2 separate regions of the Homo sapiens genome follow, and region 1 is linked to region 2. A link is an interaction called in ENCODE POLR2A ChIA-PET data of the cell type or tissue named here. Cell type or tissue: MCF 10A. All regions are shown on one strand. Links, peaks and the distances in the headings refer to the core of each region. The heading gives the core; the rest is flanking DNA. Region 1 overlaps LOC100506403 (a long non-coding RNA gene). Region 2 overlaps RUNX1 (RUNX family transcription factor 1).

Region 1 (5,380 bases), core at 77-5,076, 530 kb before region 2:
TGGGCTTTCATTCTCCCTCCCTGTTTTCTACTCCTGATCCCTGTAGAAAGTGGTTCCATTCCACAGAAAGTTAATTGATTGGATTCCCCTCTGTCTACAGCACCTTTCCACACAGCTATGAAGTTTATTCTACCATGACTGTGTGCCATCCACTTTACACAAAAAGTGTAATTCCACTTTTTGATGGAATTTTCTTGGGACTGCTTGTCACAGGCAGCATTTTTCTATGAATGGAGATAAACCTCTGTTAAAGACCAAAGTGAAAGTGTTCATTCTGCCCTATTCCTTCTTCCTCTCTAGCCAGCCATCAAATGCCTGGCAGTCTCCACCTCAGAGGAGCTGAGACTTGAGACTTGGAGGTGGGCCCAACCTAAGTGAAAACTCCAGCATTCTTGGGTTTGTTTGTTCATTGGACCTCAGAACAATAATTGATATATAGGACATACTTTTTGTAAGGCAGATTTTAGAAACATTTAAGTTAAAATACTTCAAAGCAAAAGAGATTTTTCTGCTAAGAATCAGGCTTTAGTTATTCAAACATTATCTAATCTATAGTAACTTTTTCTCCAAAAATTCCAGACATAGAAAATGTCGTTCTTAATATGTCAATTCCCAGTTTGATTTGTCATTTTTGAAATAATTAGCACAATATTTTTACTTTTATGATTATTTGATAATTTACATTTTGGGGGCTATCTTCCCTATCTTTAACTAATTCTGGAACAATCAAAGCAAAATAAAATGGCATACTTAATAAGTTAGTTATTTTTCTTCTTCCAAACATGTTTAAGCTCATGTTGGAAAGAAAGTTGGATTACTTGCTTCTTAAGGATATAAATGTATATCCTGTCTTTTCCTGAATACACAAGAAAACTGGGTTAAGCCACTTTATTTCTTTAAAATTATTCTTGGCCAGCCTTCGGGAAAATCTGTTAGCTTGTCGAGATGAATTTTACAAGCAGTATCCCAGGTTATGGAAACCATTGCAAAATATCCGAGAGATAAAGGACCTTTGCAGAACTAGGGTTACAAATGTGTTTATATATTATATATATATATTTTGGTACTGTGAGTACTCAGAATATTTGGACTGTTGTGTAAGTGAGAGACAGCTTTCGTTATTTTATTTTATTTTTTAAGTAAGAGATACCGCAGTGAGATTTAAAATGTTAAGGGAGCACCTGGCGAAAATGCATACTCTCAAATGTTTTGAGAAGCAATGCCGTGTTCTGCCCAGACTGTTTTCTGTGGACGACTGTGTAGTGTGTTGGTTTTGTTTCCTAATGTTTAATGAACGTTATAAATGACGCTCACTAAACAAGACCTCACACCAACCAAATTTTCTATTATTTTGAAATTTTCTATCCTTTTTGCCATAAGGCCTTTCATCTTTTGCTTGATTAGAATATACGCATGAGTGTTATGCTTTTCCTTAAATTCCTGTAGGTCATCAAGTGTCTGCCCCCAGTTTCTCCTTTTGATGGACAGATGCCTGCTTCCTTTCTACCTCTGACATAGAGTGCCGCTTCCAGACTATTGGCAAGAAAGGCCACATAAAGAAACCATTGCCGGCCGGGCGCCGTGACTCACGCCTGTTACCCCAGCACTTTGGGAGGCCGAGGCGGGCAGATCATGAGGTCAGGAGATCGAGACCATCCTGGCTAACACGGTGAAATCCCGTCTCTACTAAAAATACAAAAAATTAGTCGGGCGTGGTGGCAGGCGCCTGTAGTCCCAGCTACTCGAGAGGCTGGGGCAGGAGAATGGCGTGAACCCGGGAGGCGGAGCTTGCAGTGAGCCGAGATTGCGCCACTGCACTCCAGCCTGGGCGACGGAGCGAGACTCTGTCTCAAAAAAAAGAAACCATGGCCCACCTCTTATGAAGTTCCTTCTCATAGGATCATAATGAATGGAGAGTTGAGTCGTCCTAAATTGAAAGTGCAGGTCTTGGAGTCAGATGAGCCTAAGTTAAAACTCATAACCCACTCACTGGCTGTGTGACACTGGACAGGTTATTACCCTCTCTGAGCTGAGCTCTTTCCTCCACCATCTCCTAAAGCTACTGTGAGAACTGAAGGAGACAAGGTCTCTTGAGTGCTTAGCATGGCTTCAGTGCACTGTGGATGGCCCATAAGCAATATTGGTTTTGTATTGTTGCCACTGTTTTTATTATTATTAATAAATTGCAGGATCCTCCATAGAAGCAGGGTGATGTACAAGATGTGAGAAGAAAACAAAAGGCAGAATGGTTTGAGGGGCAGAGGGTTATTTATGGGTTTGGGTATTGTGCGGATGGGAGATTAGGAAACCAAACAAGAAGCTCCATCTGGAGTTGTTGAGGATGCATTGACCAGACCACAATCCACAGCCAAGAAGTCTACCTTCCAGGAGAGCTCAGTTCTTATTTTCATCAGACTATAGGCCTGTGCTGAGATGGTCATGTTTCACCATGCCCAACAATCCATGACTAGGGAACCAAATTCTGAAGTCAAACTCTTAAAAATCCTCCCCTTCTAGAAAGGTGCCATTGAGACAATCCTTATATCTCAGTCCTGAGCATCCCAGCCCTCCATGGCATCTGTTGTCACCATTCCCAGGACTTTCCTCCCTGACAGGTCATCTGGGCTGTCACTGCTGGGTAGGGTCCCAGGTTCATGGCCCCAGACAAAAAGCTTCCTGGTCATTGCTGGGCTCTCCCCAATCCTCTCCCACAGTTTAGCTGGTGTTCTCTACCTCCTGTCTGGGTCCTGCCCTTCACCTGCCTTGGTGGTCTCTTTGTCCTGCTTAGGTCAGCCCTGAGCAGCCATGGGGCTTAAGTAAAATGCCAGAAGGTTTTCCATCTTGCCTTATGGGTGCTACTCTTCCGACCCAACCCATTCTCACATTGCCAGGGCATATAACTCTGTCTTTTCCTTTCCTGTCTGTCAAAGCTCAAGATGATTCATAGGATTCAAGCTATTTTTCACTCTTCCTGATTTGTACTGGTTTCTCTAATCCCTCTACTGCATGAGTCAGCAAGACTCAACATTTGATAGAGAACTTATTTTTAAAATATTTTTAAAATATTAAAAAAATAAAATTTATTTTTAAGTTGAAGGATATTTTGAGTCAATTAGAATTAATTTTGAATAGGACTGAGATTAGGGGCCTGAGAAGAATATCATTGGCCGTAATCAAAGAAGTAGAGTGATCCAATATTCTTTTTATTTATTCATCTTTCTCTCTTTAAAAATGTGATAATATATATATATAGCATACAGGCGCCTGTAGTCCCAGCTACTCAGGAGGCTGAGGCAGGAGAATGGCGTGAACCCGGGAGGCGGAGCTTGCAGTGAGCCAAGATCGCGTCACTGCACTCCAGCCCGGGTGACAGACCAAGACACCTTCTCAAAAAAAAAAAAAAAAAATATATATATATATACATATATATATATATATATATACATATATATATGTATATATAAAATAATATTTATCATTTTAACTATTGGTAAGTTTACAACCCAGTGGCATTAAAGTATATTGACAGTGCTGTGTACCCATCACCACTATCTATACCCAAAACTTTTTCATTGCTGCCAGCAGAAACTCTGTACACATTAAACAAAAGCTCCTTTTACCCCCGACAGCCCTTGGTAACCTTTATTTGTTCATCTTTTTAACCACTGAGAAGTGAACTCAGCTAGCTCACTATGCGTATTGGTTTTCTATTGCTTCATACCAAATTACCACAAACTTAGTGACTGCAAACAACCCATATCAATGGTCTCACAGTTCCTGTAGGTATGAAGTCTAGGCTGGCTATGGCAGGGCTGTCTGCTGGTGGTTTCACAGACCACAATTAAGATGTTGAACGGACTACCATACTGTTCCCATCTAAAGGTGCTGTGGTTCTCATCTGAGGCTTAGGATGCTTTTCCAAGTTCACTGTTAGTGGGATTCATTTCTCTGTGGTTGTATGGCAGAGGTCCTTATTTTCTTGCTAGATGTTGGTCCAGGAAGGCTCTTGGCTTCTAGAGGCTGCCTGCCGTTCCTTGCTGTGTGGCCCCTGTAGGTGGTTCACCACATGATAGTTGCTTCTTTCAGGCCAACAAGAGCACATGTCTCTGACTTTCTCCTCTGCAACCAGGTGGAGTAAACACTCTTAAAGACCTCGTTTGATGAATTAGCCTCATCCCAAATAATCTGCCATTTGCATATAATGTAATATAATTCCAGGACTGATACCTTATCGTATTCGAAGGTTCTGCTGATACTTGGAGGAAGGGATTTTATAGGGCTTACATACACCAAGAGAGGGTATCTTGGGGACCATCTTAGAATTCTGGCCCCACATTCTACTAGGGCCAAGATCCCTCAGCGCAAATGCTCTTTAATAGTTCTTTCTGTGCTTAATTTCTACCAAGGTGTTTCTAGTGTTCTGCTTTTTAAGACTGTGCAGGTTGGTTACCAAGACAGAGAATGTAAGTTCTCACCTTTAATTAACATGAACTTGATTAAGTCCTTTCACTTTCTCAATTATTTAATCCATGTCTGTACATATGGAATTCTCAGTGAAGACTAAATCTGTGTGGAGCGATGGGCAATCATGTGTTCACTCAACAGTCACTGAGCATTTATCAAATGCCAAGTCCTAGGCTGGGTGCCAGGGGGCTGGGACTTCTTCCAGTTGCAGATGTATGTTTAAGAGATCCTCTTTTTCATTGTCTTAGTCCATTTTCTGTTGCTTATAACAGAATACCTGAAACAGTTTATAAAGAAAAGGAATTTATTTTTTGCAGTTATAGAGGTTGAGAAGTCCAAGGTCAAGGGGCCACATCTGGTGAGGGCCTTCTTGCTGGTGGGGACTCTATGTAGAGTCCTGATGTGGCACAGAGCCTCATGTGGCCAGGGAGCTGAGGGTGCTCACCTACTTGCTTTGGTCCCTCTTCCTCTTCTTAGAAGGCCTCCAGTCAGACTCCCACAATAAGCTATTAATCCATTAACCCATCAATCCATTAATCCATGGGTGGATTAATCCACTCATGAGTGCAGAGCCTTCATGACCCAATCACCTCTTAAAGGCCCCATTTCTCAATACTACCACATTGGGAATTAAGTTTCAACAGGAGTTTTGGAGGGGACATTGAAACCGTAGCAGTCATTTCTCACTGAGGATACACCAGTGATCAAAGCAGCTAAAAAGTCCTACCTTTCTGGAGCTGACATTATCAGCAAGGGAGACAGAAAGTAAATATCACATATGATACAGTATATAATGGGCCAGAGGGTGATAATGTTCTGGGGAAGGAGTGCTGGATGGTGGACTAGAAGGAGAGTTGTAATTTTCAAGGGTGATCTTGAGCAATACAAAAGTCTTAGAAATACCAACCAGGTTGGC
Region 2 (5,380 bases), core at 282-5,281:
ACTGCAAATGTGTGCCACCATGCCCAGCTAATTTATTTTATTTTATTTTTTATTTTTATTTTATTTTATTTTATTTTTTATATTTTTGGTAGCAATGGGGTTTCACCAAGCTGCCCAGACTGGTCTTGAACTCCTGAGCTCTAGTGATCCTCCCGTCTTGGCCTCCCAAAGTGCTGGGATTACAGGCATGTGCCACCATGCCTGGCCTCATTTATCAAACTTTTCTTTATTGCCTCAGAATAGAAGATACAAAGATGAATAAAATTCTGTCCCTGTCCTCAAACAACTCATTTTCATAGAACATCTCCAGAGAAAATGCTTTGCATGTCTTCGGTTTTCTCCAAGTAAAACAGCTATTTTTCAAACAATCCATAATTCCAAACAAATGCCATTTCCATGGAAAACTGAGTTCTATATTCTAAGGACCTGATTTTCAGTCTGACTTTTGAGGGTAGTCCTGGTGCCAGTAGCTTAGGCCTCAAGTCTGCATTTTGCATGTGTGATGTGAGTGCGATTGGATCAAGCAATCTGCAAATACAGGCACTTTGCACACAAGTATATACAGTACGCCGACATCTTAATTCAATTCAGCATGGAGAATCAGGAAATTATGTGCAAGTTGAAGGATTTGTATCCCGTCCAGAAATCCCCAAATAAATTAATTATACAACTCCACTGTCAAAAATAGTGGCAAATGTTTGGGTAAGGAAATGGAAGAGGAGCATAAGCATGAATTTTGGCTGTTAGGTTGTTCCAGTGGAAAAGTGAGAAATCAAAATTAAAAATACTTCATAAAAAATACTCCAAATGCAGACTACTCCTGGAATCCGAGGGTACGTTAATTTTTATACTTAGTTATCCGCAATTAAAATTAGACCCAAAGCCATCTATTGTAAAAGGAGAAATCTCCCTGCAACCTTTCAGGATCTTGTGGGATTTCCTGAATTTGCAAAGAGCAGAACCTGAGCCTTCACTGACTCTCTTGGTTTTTAAAAGCTGCGATGTTTTTCTTTTATTTTTCCTTTCTCACTCTTTGGGCGTTTCAAGACTCTGGGCACAACTGGCTTTCCTGCAGACAAACACAAGAGTGAAAAATGTTGCGATTGTGTTTCCTAAGGACTCTGAGCCCCCAGGGCAGACGGCTCCTTTGTGTCTGCAGCCTTCCTTTGCGTGACAAAGGGCAAGTTTCACATCCCCTGAAACTGTCCCCAAAAGAAGAAGATGACTCATGCTTACAGACCTACACTAAGGAGAGTGACAGGAACAGAGTCTGCTGCAGAGCCAACTCAGGTAGACCGGGGATACCTGCAAACTAGACCTGAGGAGGCCGAGTCACAACAGGAGTCGGGGCTCGCCCGTCAGACACGGGGTGTTATAGGAGGATTCTGCTCTGATGTGGCCTGGATGCACTTTTAAATATGTTCTTCACACCTAGGCAAGAAATGACCCCGAGCTGCATGTCTTTTTGCTTTGTAATCTCCTTGCCACCCTCAGCTCTTTGGGGAGCAGTGTGCACATTTGAAGCAATCCTGAGGTTTAGCCACTTCCCAGATGTGGTGAGGAAGTGGAGAGTGCGCTGGGCCATGCGGAACTGCAGGTTCCAGCCGTGGCTTTATTTGACCACAATTGGCTGTCAGAGTTCACCAGCCCCAGGGCCGCCAACGTCAAGACTAATCAAGCCTAGACCTGGGGCCTCCCCGCTGACTGGCCCTGGGGAGTGTGTCATGGCAGCGAGTGTCCAGGAAGACTCACCCCTTGACCTTCTTCCCAACTAAATAAAGCAGTTAGTATTTTGCCCTGGCATTTGGATGGACACACTGGCGTCGAGGGAGACAACACATGTTGCAGTGAGGAGCACTGGCCTGGCTTGTTTACATAGCATATCAGCCACTCACAGTTGTGCCTTACAAAGGTCGCCAGCTGGCGGGGCAGGAGTGAACTTGAACTTGAAGTTCAAGTTGCGTTTAGGCCTGGTAGCAGCCCCATCACCTGCTGAACACACACACACACACACACACACACACACACACACACACACACACGCACAAAACCCCTCCTCATGTCAGACGTCAGTGCCTACTTCATCCCCAGCTCCTTCTTACGGGATCTGTCACAGCTCTGGTCTTTGTGGAATCACCTTTATCATGTCTTTAATGATCATTCCACTGACATTTACTGAGACCTTTCCCTGTGCTCTGCTTGTATATTCAGCATTCCATTTAACCTGCAGAACAATGCTACGAGATGGAATGACTGTTATTAACCCCCTTTTACAGATGACAAAGCTGAGGCCCCAGAGAGGTCAAGTAACTTGCCTGAGGTCACACAGCTAGCAAGTGGCAGAGCGAGGTTTTGAACCTAAGTAGGTTGCCTTGAGAGTCCACACTGAATGAATCACCACTGTGTTTCCACCTTCATGGGATTTTATATGGAATTCTTCTCTCTCACTGCTTCCAAGCCTACATCAAGACAAACCTCATCTGCCCTGTTGTTTTTTGTTCTCACCTTCTTATTCAGTATGAGTGTCGTTTGGTGCTTCTAATGGTCTTCTAATGGTCCTCCTGGAACCCAAGCCCTGGCTGGAACTGATGCTGCTGTGGTGGTCAGGGTTCAGTGAGCAGGAGGAAGGACTTGGTGTTTACCCCTTGTTTACCCCTTTCCTTGGCTTCCTTCCATGCAGGCCACCCTGTGACCCCGTGGTGGCCCCCTCTGGAACCAAGAGCTGCCGACTTCCAGCAGCACACACAGGATCAGTGCTGGGGCCATCTGTGCACTGACCAAAGCCTCTGCTGGCCTCACCAGACCAAGGCCAGTGAGTGCTTCAGGGAGCCTTGGATCCTCCAGGCTGCCAACAGAAACACCGGCCCTCTCGGCAGCAGCCCCATCCTTCCACCCCTGCACTGGGTCCTGAAAAGCCCATTTTGGGGCCGTTGCTATTTAGCCAACCTGCCCTCCCTTGCTCTCCTGTGATTTCTCACTATTCCGGCTGCAGCTCGCTGGGAGAAACACTTGAGAGTCTTTTGTGCTCCACACCCATGTACTTAAAATACCAGGCCTATAGGTCATTTCAATGAGGGAATTTGGCTCATAACACGTGTGCCCCGAGGCACAGATCCTACTTCTGCAGATGCTGGCCAAGAAGGGCTGTGTCCCAGCCGCCATGGGGTGGGGCCACAGAGAGGGCAGGGCCACGTGGAGGGCAGAGCATGTGGCTCCTGTCAGGTGCGCCCGTTGCTGACTGCAGCCCAGTATCAAGGCTCTGCTGGGTCTCATTGGAAGAATACAAAGGACGTGTAAGGCAGTTTTCGTGCTGTGGAAAAATGTCACCTACACCTGTGAAGAAGTCATCACTGTGTCTGTAAGATAATAAGCAAATGTCCTTGTACCCAAAGCTGTAAACAAGAGCCCTTTGTGAGGGAGAACCACATGACTGGCCAAAACGCCCCACCTACTAGTGTGTGCTCGGTGGAAATGTCTTGTGACTGTGCTTAAAATGAAGGGCATGATTGGGAGGCCAAGGTGGGCGGATCACAATGTCAGGAGTTCGAGACCAGCATGGCTGACATAGTGAAACCCCATCTCTACTAAAAATACAAAAAATTAGCTGGGTGTGGTGGTATGCACATGTAATCCCAGCTACTCGGGAGGCTGAGGCAGGAGAATCGCTTGAACCCGGGAGGCAGAGGTTGCAGTGAGCCGAGATCACGCCATTGCACTCCAGCCCAGGAGACAGTGCAAGACTCCATCTCAAAAAAAAAAAAAAAAAAAAAAGATGGGCATGAAATAATGAGAATTCAGATAATGACCATTCATTTCACAAATTATCACTTTGATTAAGTTTTACTCCTGATTATATAGGTTAGTCTGTGGTTTACCAGATGGGGTGTCATGAGTGCTCAACTGCCAGAGGCCCAAACGCAGCTCAGTAAGAAAATGCTTTTGAGCTATAACCCAGGTTGAGTACCATTGGTACATTAGAATCACAGAGTCAGATTTTACTTTTTGGGGCAGTGGTAGGTGTGGATAAAGTATCTCCAGTCCAGATTTCTTGTACTGGTGCTATTGGGTTTGCGGGTGGAGATTTATGACCTCAGGGATAATAACCGGAAGAACAGTGAGTAGAAAGCTCAGGGATATGAGTTTTGCTGTATATCAAAGCTGTGTGACTTTGGGAAAATTACTTAACCTTTCTGGGCCTTAGCTTTGCTACCTATTCATCAAGAACAATAAAATCCATCTTGTTTATTTCATGAGATTGGTGTGAGGACCAAATGAAATAGTATATGGGAAGGTGTTTAAAAAGTTGTAAGTTCTACACGACTTAAAAATGCCAGTATTATGAATGCAACCATTCTTTGTTGTCATTTGGGTAGTCGTGGATAGCGTGGTGGTAGGAGAGCCACTATCGGAGCAAGACTGTTCCAGAGGGTAAAACACACGCGTGCCTGTAGAGCAGTTGTCACTGGTAGAGCCATGATGGGAGCTCTTACTACATTGCTATTTGTACTGAGTTAAATAGTGTTCTCCAAAAAGTGTATGTCCACCTAGAACCTTAAAATATGGCTTAAGGTCTTTACAGGTGTAATCGAGATAAAGTCATACTGGACTTGGGTGGGCCATAAGTCCAATGACTGATGTCCTTCTAAGAAGAGGGAGGGGACACCCAGTAGGAAGACAGTCATGTGAAGATGGAGGCAGAGGCTAGAGTGCTGCAGCTGCAAGTCAGGAAACGCCAAGAAATGCTGGCCACCATCCGAAGCGAGAAAGAGGCAAGGATCCTCCCTAGAGCCCTCAGGGGGAGTGTGGCCCTGCTGCCACCTTGATTTGGGACTTCTGACTTCCAGAATTGTGAAAGTCTTAATTTCTATTGTTGTAAGCCACCCAGTTTGTGATAATTTATTACAGCAGCCCCAGGAAACAAATACAGTATTTTTATGAAGTCACTGAGGTGCTAGAGTTGTAGGCAACAGAAGAATCACACGTGGACCTGCCCGCCTGCACATGGCTATGGGCATCTCAGGCCAGCTGCATTCTTGGAAGATGAAATCAGAGAGTTGAAAGGGACATTGCATGCATCCCATGAACCCCCCTCATTTTGCTGATGAGGAAACTGAGATCTGGAGAGGTAAAATCGTTTGTATTGCATCCCCAAACTTGTAACTCTCTTGCTGAAAGAACCACCTCAGTCTCTCTCTCTCTCTCTCTCATACACCCACATGCACCCCTAGACCTACTCAGGACTGGGACAATGGCATTATCTATTGTTGTGTCCTCAAGGGACTTTTTTTTTTTTAATTTTAAATACCCCCTCTCTCCTAAAGCCCCTTCCCACTTGCACCCTTTCCCACCTTTCTGTGAGGGCTACATGGGTATATAGAAA

What was found. Peaks named below come from ENCODE experiments on the same cell type or tissue, not always from the same donor. Only the 100,000 strongest peaks of a DNase experiment are listed, where the experiment ranks them.
Region 1: POLR2A ChIA-PET joins it to region 2 with 6 read pairs; 1 of 35 experiments calls an interaction of 5 or more read pairs at or near these places.

Annotation. Positions count from the first base shown.
Region 1 is chr21:35,393,500-35,398,879 of GRCh38, reverse strand. All of the region lies in intron 2 of LOC100506403 (a long non-coding RNA gene), which reads left to right. Among named protein-coding and RNA genes, the nearest start is that of MIR802, 320 kb to the left of the region's middle. In MCF 10A, for the core only: no CTCF peak of the experiment used is centred there; a DNase peak (open chromatin) is centred at 2,939.
Region 2 is chr21:34,861,942-34,867,321 of GRCh38, reverse strand. All of the region lies in intron 5 of RUNX1 (RUNX family transcription factor 1), which reads left to right. The region is part of intron 1 of RUNX1-AS1 (RUNX1 antisense RNA 1); the gene reads right to left. Among named protein-coding and RNA genes, the nearest start is that of RUNX1-AS1, 28 kb to the right of the region's middle. RefSeq lists enhancers at 1-82, 1,063-1,342, 1,383-1,552, 823-2,022. In MCF 10A, for the core only: no CTCF peak of the experiment used is centred there; DNase peaks (open chromatin) are centred at 1,291, 1,631 and 3,081.